Regions from separate parts of the Homo sapiens genome. Here region 2 is linked to region 1. The links are chromatin contacts, found by Hi-C or POLR2A ChIA-PET in ENCODE. All regions are on one chromosome and are shown on one strand. The core of a region is the stretch at or near the end of the contact, and the rest is flanking DNA. Distances in the headings are between cores, read along the strand shown. Region 1 overlaps KDM2B (lysine demethylase 2B). Region 2 holds the start of MPHOSPH9 (M-phase phosphoprotein 9).

Region 1 (3,609 bases), core at 257-2,756:
AATTATCTCTTAGGTTGCATTAATGGAAGCATTCTACCTAGGATGAGAGAGGTGATAGTCCTGCTGTGTAGAGGGAGGGGGTCAGGCCACACATAGGAGTTGTGCTTTTTTTCTTTTTTTTTTGAGACAGTCTTGCTCTGTCACCCAGGCTAGGGTGCAGTGGCGTGATCTTGGCTCACTGCAACCTTCACCTCCCAGGTTCAAGCAGTTCTCATGTCAGCCTCCCAAGTCTCAGCCTCCCAAGTCTCAGCCTCCCAAGTAGCTGGGATTACAGACGTGCGCCAACATGCCCAGCTAATTTTTGTATTTTTAGTAGAGGTGGGGTTTTGCCATGTTGTCCCGGCTGGTCTCCAACTCCTGGCCTCAAGGGATTCTCCCTCCTTGGCCTCCCAAAGTGCTAGGATTACACATGTGAGCCACCGCACCTAGCCTGTAGGAAGGAGGTTTTGTTCCTCTTGGTCATTGTACTTTGGAGGTTAAATCAACCTGAAGTGGGGTGTGGGTGTGTCTGGAAACCACATCAGGTGAGATGTGTTTGAAGGAGGAATTGGGTTGCTTTACATGAGGAAGTGAAGGCATATGGTAACTGCAGTCAGCCAGGTGAAGGATTGTCTCCTGAAAGGAGTATAGCCGAGTGGTGTTGAAATAACTTGCTCTGTTAGGTAGTGAGCTCCCTGTCACTGGAGGCATACAAGTAGAAAGTAGATATGGATGACTCAAGGTGCTTGCAGACAATCTACAACTGGGTGGAAGCTTGGACCAGAGGATAGGAGTATCCTTTGAGGCCACCAAGATGTTTCTGAGAGTTGGGCTAGAAACTGGTCTTAGGTCTGGACATCAAGCACTAGTGGTGGTTGTAGTAGCAGTTCCTGCTATGGGGATGGGGCCTCCAACACCTGGGTGCTTCTAGAAAGTTGGGCAGAAACTGGAGACTTCCCTATTAGGGAGATTTGGCATTTGGAAGTAGCAGGGTTTAGTGCGGGGATGACTTTGTTACCATGGCCCCAGGTCTGTCCTCAGACCTGCTTGGCTCAGGGAAGGGACCGACCCCTGCTTGGGATGGAAGGGAACTGCACTTGGTGGTCAGCGTTTATAGGGGACACCCTGGCAGATGTGGAGTAGTGGAGACTCGGGAAGGAGGTGGCATCCTCCTTCTAAGCTGTGCTCAATCCACTCTGCAGGTGTTGCTGGATTGGCCCTGGATTCAAAGGATGACTGGAAGGCTCTTGGCCTTGCTGCTGACTCTGTGACGTTAGCTGGTCTCTTCCTCTCTCTGCACCTCAGCTCTCTCTACAATGGTGGTGGGGTGGAGCTGAACTCTGGGACCCTCAAGTTCCCTCCCAACCCCATCCTCTGAGCCTAACAGGCCTTAAGTCTCTCTGTCCAGGCCTTATGCAGAGCTGGGAGGTGGCTCATCACTTTTCCCCTGTGTGGGATGGTGTGGGTGTTGATGTTGGTGACTTAAGCAAGCTGGGGGAGGTCTTGAGAAGCCCTGGCAGCAGGGGTGTGGGCGTGGCTGTCTATTGAAGGCAGGAAGAGGAAATGTGCATTTGAGTTGCTGCAAGCAGGAGTCCAGTTAGGTCCTGGCAAAGACTTCTGGCCTGAAGGGTCATGCATTGAGATACCAGGATTTTTTCCCCTGGAGTTTTGGGAAGTAGAAAAGGGACAGTTGGAATTTGCCACCCTCTGAGATACAGGGGTGGGGTAGGGTGGGAGGGAGGGTGCAGCATAGTTCAGCGGTTCCCAGCCATTGATTTCATGGACCAGTGAAAAAAAACTTAGGAACAGATACAGAGTTGCCAACTTATAATTTTGCTAAAGATGGGTGTTAAGATCAACAAACCCCATGGTCTATTCTGACACTAAAAAAGTTACAAGTATAAAATGTCAGAATAAAGGATAGTACTTTAACTTTGATAGTTTTTCTCATTCTGTTTCCAACCAGTGAAAACTAAAGGACCAGAGACTGGGGTCCACTGACCTAGATTAGTATTTTTTTTTTTTTTTTTTTTTTGAGAGGGAGTCTTGCTCTGTTGCCCAGGCTGGAGTGCAGTGGCGCAATCTCGGCTCACTGCAAGCTCCGCCTCCCGGGTTCACACCATTCTCCTGCCTCAGCTTCCCGAATAGCTGGGACCACAGGCACCCGCCACCATGCCTGGCTAATTTTTTGTGTTTTTAGTAGAGACACGTTTTCACTGTGTTAGCCAGGATGGTCTTGATCTCCTGACCTCATGATCTGCCCACCTTGGCCTCCCAAAGTGCTGGGATTACAGGCGTGAGCCACTGCGCCTGCTCTTCTTTTTTTTTTTTTTTGAGACAGAGTCTTGCTCTGTCGCCAGGCTGGAGCATGGTGGTGCAATCTTGGCTCACTGCAACCTCCGCCTCCCGGGTTCAAGCGATTCTCCTGCCTCAGCCTCCCTAGTAGCTGAGATTACAGGTACACGCCACCATGCCCGGCTAATTTTTGTATTTTTAGTAGCAACGGGGTTTTGCCATGTTGTCCAGGCAGGTCTCGAACTCCTAGGGTCAAGTGATCCACCCGCCTCGGCCTCCCAAAATGCTGGGATTACAGACATGAGCCACCGCGCCCAGCCCCTAGATGAGTATTTTAGGTCCTCCCCAGGCCTGGGGATTCTCTCCAGCATTCACACCCTCTGAGCCACGTACAGACACACATCTGAGATTCGTGGTACTTGATTTGTGGCTTTGAGGAGAGAGTCTTGGGAAACCCAGAAAGGGTTTGCAGCTCCCTGGATGGGAGTTTTTCTGTATTGAAGCAGAGAATTGAATTCTGGCATTTCCCACCTCTGACCTGAGTTTTCATTGCCACAGTGTGACCTTAGGCACCTCTCCTCCTGCCACACTGACCTCACGCCTCCCAGTCCGTGGTTCATGGAGTCTTCAGTTCTCTGAAAGCTCATAGGATGCTGATGGTTTAGGAAGACTTTCATCATAAAGGGATGCTGGATTTTGTCAAATGCTTTTTCTGTGTCTATTCAGATGATCGTGTGATTTTTTAATTTTTAATTCTGTTTACGTGGTGTATCACATTTATCGACATGTGTATGTTAAACCATCCCTGGCATGAAACCCACTTGATCATGGAGGGATTATCTTGTTGATATGCTGTTGGATTTAGTTACTAGTATTTTGTTGAGGTTTTTTGCATCTATGTTAATCAGGGATATTGGTCTTTAGTTTCCTTTTTGTTATGTCCTTTCCTGGTTTGGGTATTAGGGTGATACTGGCTTCATAGAATGATTCAGAGAGGATTCTCTCTTTCCCTCTCTTTTGGAATAGTGTCAACAGGATTGGTACCAAGTCATCTTTGTTTTGTTTTGTTTTTTTGAGACAGAGTTTCACTCTTGTTACCCAAGCTGGAGTGCAGTGGCACGATCTCAGCTCACTGTAACCTCCGCCTCCCAAGTTCAAGCGATTCTCCAGCCTCAGCCTCCCAAGTAGCTGGGATTACAGGCATGTGCCGCCACGCCTGGCTAATTTTTGTATTTTTAGTAGAGATGGGGTTTCACCATGTTGCCCAGGCTGGTCTCAAACTCCTGACCTCAGGTGATCTGCTTGGCTTGCCAAGTCATCTTTGAATGTCTGATA
Region 2 (3,964 bases), core at 1,458-3,957, 1.7 Mb before region 1:
AAGCGATCCGCTTGCCTCGGCCTCCCGAAGTGCTGGGAGTACAGGCATGAGCCACCACGCCCGGCCAACTTTCTCTTTTTAAAAAGACTAGTCAAGTACAGTAGAGAAGGGGGAAAGAGTAGAACAAGAAGTTTGATCTGTGACTGTGAACAATTAATTAAGATAACTCACTACCAGGCCGAGCGCGGTGGCTCACGCCTGTAATCCCAGCACCGTGGGAGGCCGAGGCAGGTGGATCATGAGGTCAGGAGATCGAGACCAACCTGGCTAACACGGTGAAACCCCATCTCTACTAAAAATACAAAAAAAAAAAAAATTAGCTGGGCCTGGTGGCAGGCACCTGTAGTCTCAGCTACTAGGGAGGCTAAGGCAGGAGAATGGCGTGAACCTGGGGGGCGGAGCTTGCAGTGAGCTGAGCTCTGTCACACACACACACACAAAACTCACTACGTTTGGACCAGCCTGACTTTCTGTATTTGACGACTCCTCTCATTTTTTCTTTTGTCCCAAAAAGGCCTTCCTGCCAAGGATTGCGAGCTCTGTGGCCAACAGACCTGCGTTCAATGTCTCAATGCCACAATTTACTTACTGGGTAACTTTGGCTCTAATTCCTCATCTGTAGAATGGAGATACTACTACCTAGAGTGCGAACAAAATCATACATGTTGCCATAAATGTAAAGTACTTAGTGGTCACTAAATGGGAGCATGTCAGATCTCTCAACTACAAGGCTGAGGAACTTTGGAATGACACACCACATACACTGTTGTCTTATGACACAAACCCAGTCTGGGAACTGATTATTTCATCGGCCTTTGTTTTAGAGCTTAGGGTGAAAAGGCATCTACAACAGTGGCTTGTAAATTATTTTACTTGGTATGGTCCAATTTAAGAAGTACTTGATAAGCCATGACATTACTGAAAACATGTTATTTGGTGGGATCATAATTCTGGTCTGTGAAATCAGGTACTAAGGAGATCACTGTGATGCCAAAAATATAGCCTGACTTCCCAGCAGGTTCACACTGAAAGATAAAACCATCTTCAATGAAGTAAGTCCTGGTTTAAACATAAAATATCTTTTGGAATTATGTAATATAATTTAAAAAATCATGAAAGATAGGATAACATCAAATTTACCCTTTGAAAATTGCCAGGCGTGGTGGCTCATGCCTGTAATCCCAGCACTTTGGGTGGCCGAGGCAGGAGGATGACCTGAGGTCAGGAATTCGAGACCAGCCTGGCCAATATGGCAAAACCCCGTCTCTACTAAAAATACAAAAAATTAGCCGGATGTGGTGGCGGGCACCGGTATTCCCGGCTACTCGGGAGGCTGAAGCAGAAGAATCACTTGAACCCGGGAGGCAGAGGTTAAAGTGAGCCGAGATCGCGCCACTGCCCTCCAGCCTGGGTGACAGAGAGAGACCTTGTCCCCCCTACCCCCCTCCCCCACAAAAATAAAAAAAGTAAAAAAAAATTGGTAGGTATACTTAGGAAGCTCCAATGAGATGTAACGCCTCCTGGCAGATCTGTTATTCCAAGGGCAGATCCATTTCCTGGGTTGTGGAGGCCTAAGTGATAGTGCCAGGGAAGTCCCTTTACTGTGAGCCAGAACTCCTGGAGGTAAATCGAGTAGCTGGAAAGACCTTAAAGGTTAACTATGCTGAAGAATGTGGCCTGCACAGTGCGCATGAAATGGGCTGGGGTCCCACGGGGAGGAGAGCGAGTTCCCTTTGGTCCTTCAAAAGTAGGGCTGGGTGGCTTGCGCCTGTGATCCCAGCACTTTGGGAGGCCGAGGAAGGAGGATCGCTTGAGGCCAGGAGTTCGAGATCAGCTTGGGCAACACAGTGAGACCCCCCCACCCCACGTCTATTAAAAAAAAAACGAGTATCTCCGCAAAAGCCTAGCAAGGGCAGTGCTGACCTCTACTACGTGCCAGGCCTGAAACAGCACCTGATGCGTGCTCACAGCTCCATTCCGCTCAGTTTTGTACATGAGGATCCTTCCGTTTCGCCTTGGGCCTCCGTGGAACCGTTATCTCCAGGACGGTAGTCTCTCCTCTCCCCTGCCCTGAGTGCCTGAACAGCCCCAGGGCCGACCCACAGCACCTAGCGTAAACCAGGTCCCGAGAAAACTGAGCTCGGGTGTCACGGCCGGCCCCACCCCACCGCCAGCGCGGCCTCAGGTAAACTGGCTGCGCCACTCGGGGTCGCAAGTCGGGAAAAACCCAGGCGTCCCGGCTCGCAGTCCTCTCTCCGGAGCCTTTGACAGTCGTCGGCAGCCGTAGGGTTACCTGGCTTCTCCGCAGATGCTTACCTGGTCTCAGGACCCGACTCGTGCCCTCAACGTTCTAGGGATATCCAAATCACCTCAGCGGAGGATTCGCAATCGCGATCCCTGATCTGCGCACGCGCCGTACTCCGATCGCGGTTTCTCTTATCTACCAGAGGCTCATGTTTACTCACTGCGCATGCGAGAAACTGAAGCTTCTTTCCCTCGTGGCAGCGGCTGGCTCCCAGAGAGCCAATCAGAGAAGAGAGTTTCACAGCAATCCCGCCCCCTTGTCACTCCCCCGGGGTTGGATGTCTCTCTTTGGTTGGAGCTGCGCGAGGGGGAACGGCGAGGTGGACGCGCGCGCCATGCGAGGCTGTCTCCGCCTCCTTCCGGGCAGCCAATCACTGGAGAGACGCCGGGCGCGCGCGCGCTCCCTCGGGTAACGGTCGCGAGAGGCCGCTTGCATGACCCTGACATCGGCAGCGGGAGCGGCGGCCAGGTAAGCGGCCACCAGCCTGCAGGGAGCTGTAGGCCGCTGGGGACAGGAGACGAGACTTAGGAGACACTGTCTTAGCGGCCCCTTGAGTGTGGTGATGGGCTGGGGTGTGGGGTGACGGCTGCCGATTGGCCTGACCCCCTCGGAGCCCTTCGGCGTGTGGGAGCTCTGCCCGGCCGCGGTGCGCCTTTTCTAGACTCGGCGCCCTTGAGTGACACTCGCGCGGCCCAATCGCAGATCGCTCTTCCTGAGGGGCGGGGGGTTTGTGGGGTTTTTTTAATTTTTCCCCCCATTTTTTGCCAAGGTGCCCCGGTTTCCTTTTGGAATCGCGGTTGTAGTTGCAGGAGCGGTGGCTTTTCTCCGTCCTCCCTGCTTTCCGTAGCTTAGGCGACTGCATAGATTCTCCCTCTCCTTCCCACTTTGACCCGATAGCCGCCACCAGCCATTGCGGGCTGACTGTGAGCTCAGAATGTCGGGATCTGGCCTCATCCCCATCTGAAATCTCTTCCTCTCCCCCAAGCCTCCCGTCAAGGCGGAGCGCCCAGTTAACTTTCATGTTTCATAACCATCAATCGTTCCTTTTCCCCAGCTCCCTTTTTTTGCTAGGGGGTAGGGACACCAAAAGCGTCATATCTTGTTGCTGGGAAATATAAAAGCTCTGCTCTTATATTCATTCTGTATCAAGTTAAAAAAATTTTTTTTTGCATTGTATTTGTGGGTGTTTAAGGATTTTTCCCTCTTACTTCCCTGCCCTCCCCCCAGCACCTCCACCCCAAATGGAGAAGCATCTTTGAATTTCTAGTGGTTTTCCATCTGGATCTGCATCCGGATCCGGATTACCTTAGCAGGGGAAATAATAGATGGGGTTGCAGGTTCATCTCCCTGGAGAGCTTGTGTTTTCCTGGTGTAATAGCATGGTGATTGGAATCCAGGTATTTCTGTTGCCAGTTGGAAGGGGCAGTCCTTGACTGTTTCAATGCCCCATTTGTCGTGGGTGATGGGCTGAGCCACTGGGGAAAAGTCCATTTAGTTAGGTCCGGTTACCCTTTGCATTCACTCCTGTCCCTGAAGGAAATGGTCCCTGTTTTTGTGTAATGCTTTATAAAAGCAGGCCCTAGAAAGTGGGAATCTAGCAGAAGCGGAATACTAGATAATATTCCTGTTGCACTCTCTAAGCTTTTCAGTTTGTAAGCA

Evidence for each region. Hi-C counts contacts between places; a loop is a spot of excess contacts on that map. ChIA-PET counts read pairs that join two places held with the same protein, here RNA polymerase II (POLR2A). Pooled maps may share reads with other maps.
Region 2: a loop to region 1 is called in a pooled map, with 4 times the contacts of the local background. The contact joins the promoter of MPHOSPH9 here to the enhancer-like site in region 1. A Hi-C loop is called at or near these places in 5 of 50 pooled maps. POLR2A ChIA-PET finds 5 or more read pairs at or near these places in 2 of 52 experiments (CD8-positive, alpha-beta memory T cell and GM12878).

The regions. Positions count from the first base shown.
Region 1 is chr12:121,528,633-121,532,241 of GRCh38, reverse strand. All of the region lies in intron 8 of KDM2B (lysine demethylase 2B), which reads left to right. Among named protein-coding and RNA genes, the nearest start is that of KDM2B-DT, 50 kb to the left of the region's middle. RefSeq lists an enhancer at 2,243-2,744. Within about 2 kb of position 1,506, at least 23 of the 41 ENCODE cell types and tissues checked have a DNase peak (open chromatin) inside an H3K27ac peak, as active enhancers do.
Region 2 is chr12:123,231,884-123,235,847 of GRCh38, reverse strand. MPHOSPH9 (M-phase phosphoprotein 9) reads left to right here and starts at 2,707. Exons shown (of 24, transcript NM_022782.4): 1 at 2,707-2,773. It overlaps MTRFR (mitochondrial translation release factor in rescue), which reads right to left and starts at 2,412. Exons shown (of 3, transcript NM_152269.5): 1 at 2,317-2,412. RefSeq lists an enhancer at 2,695-2,934.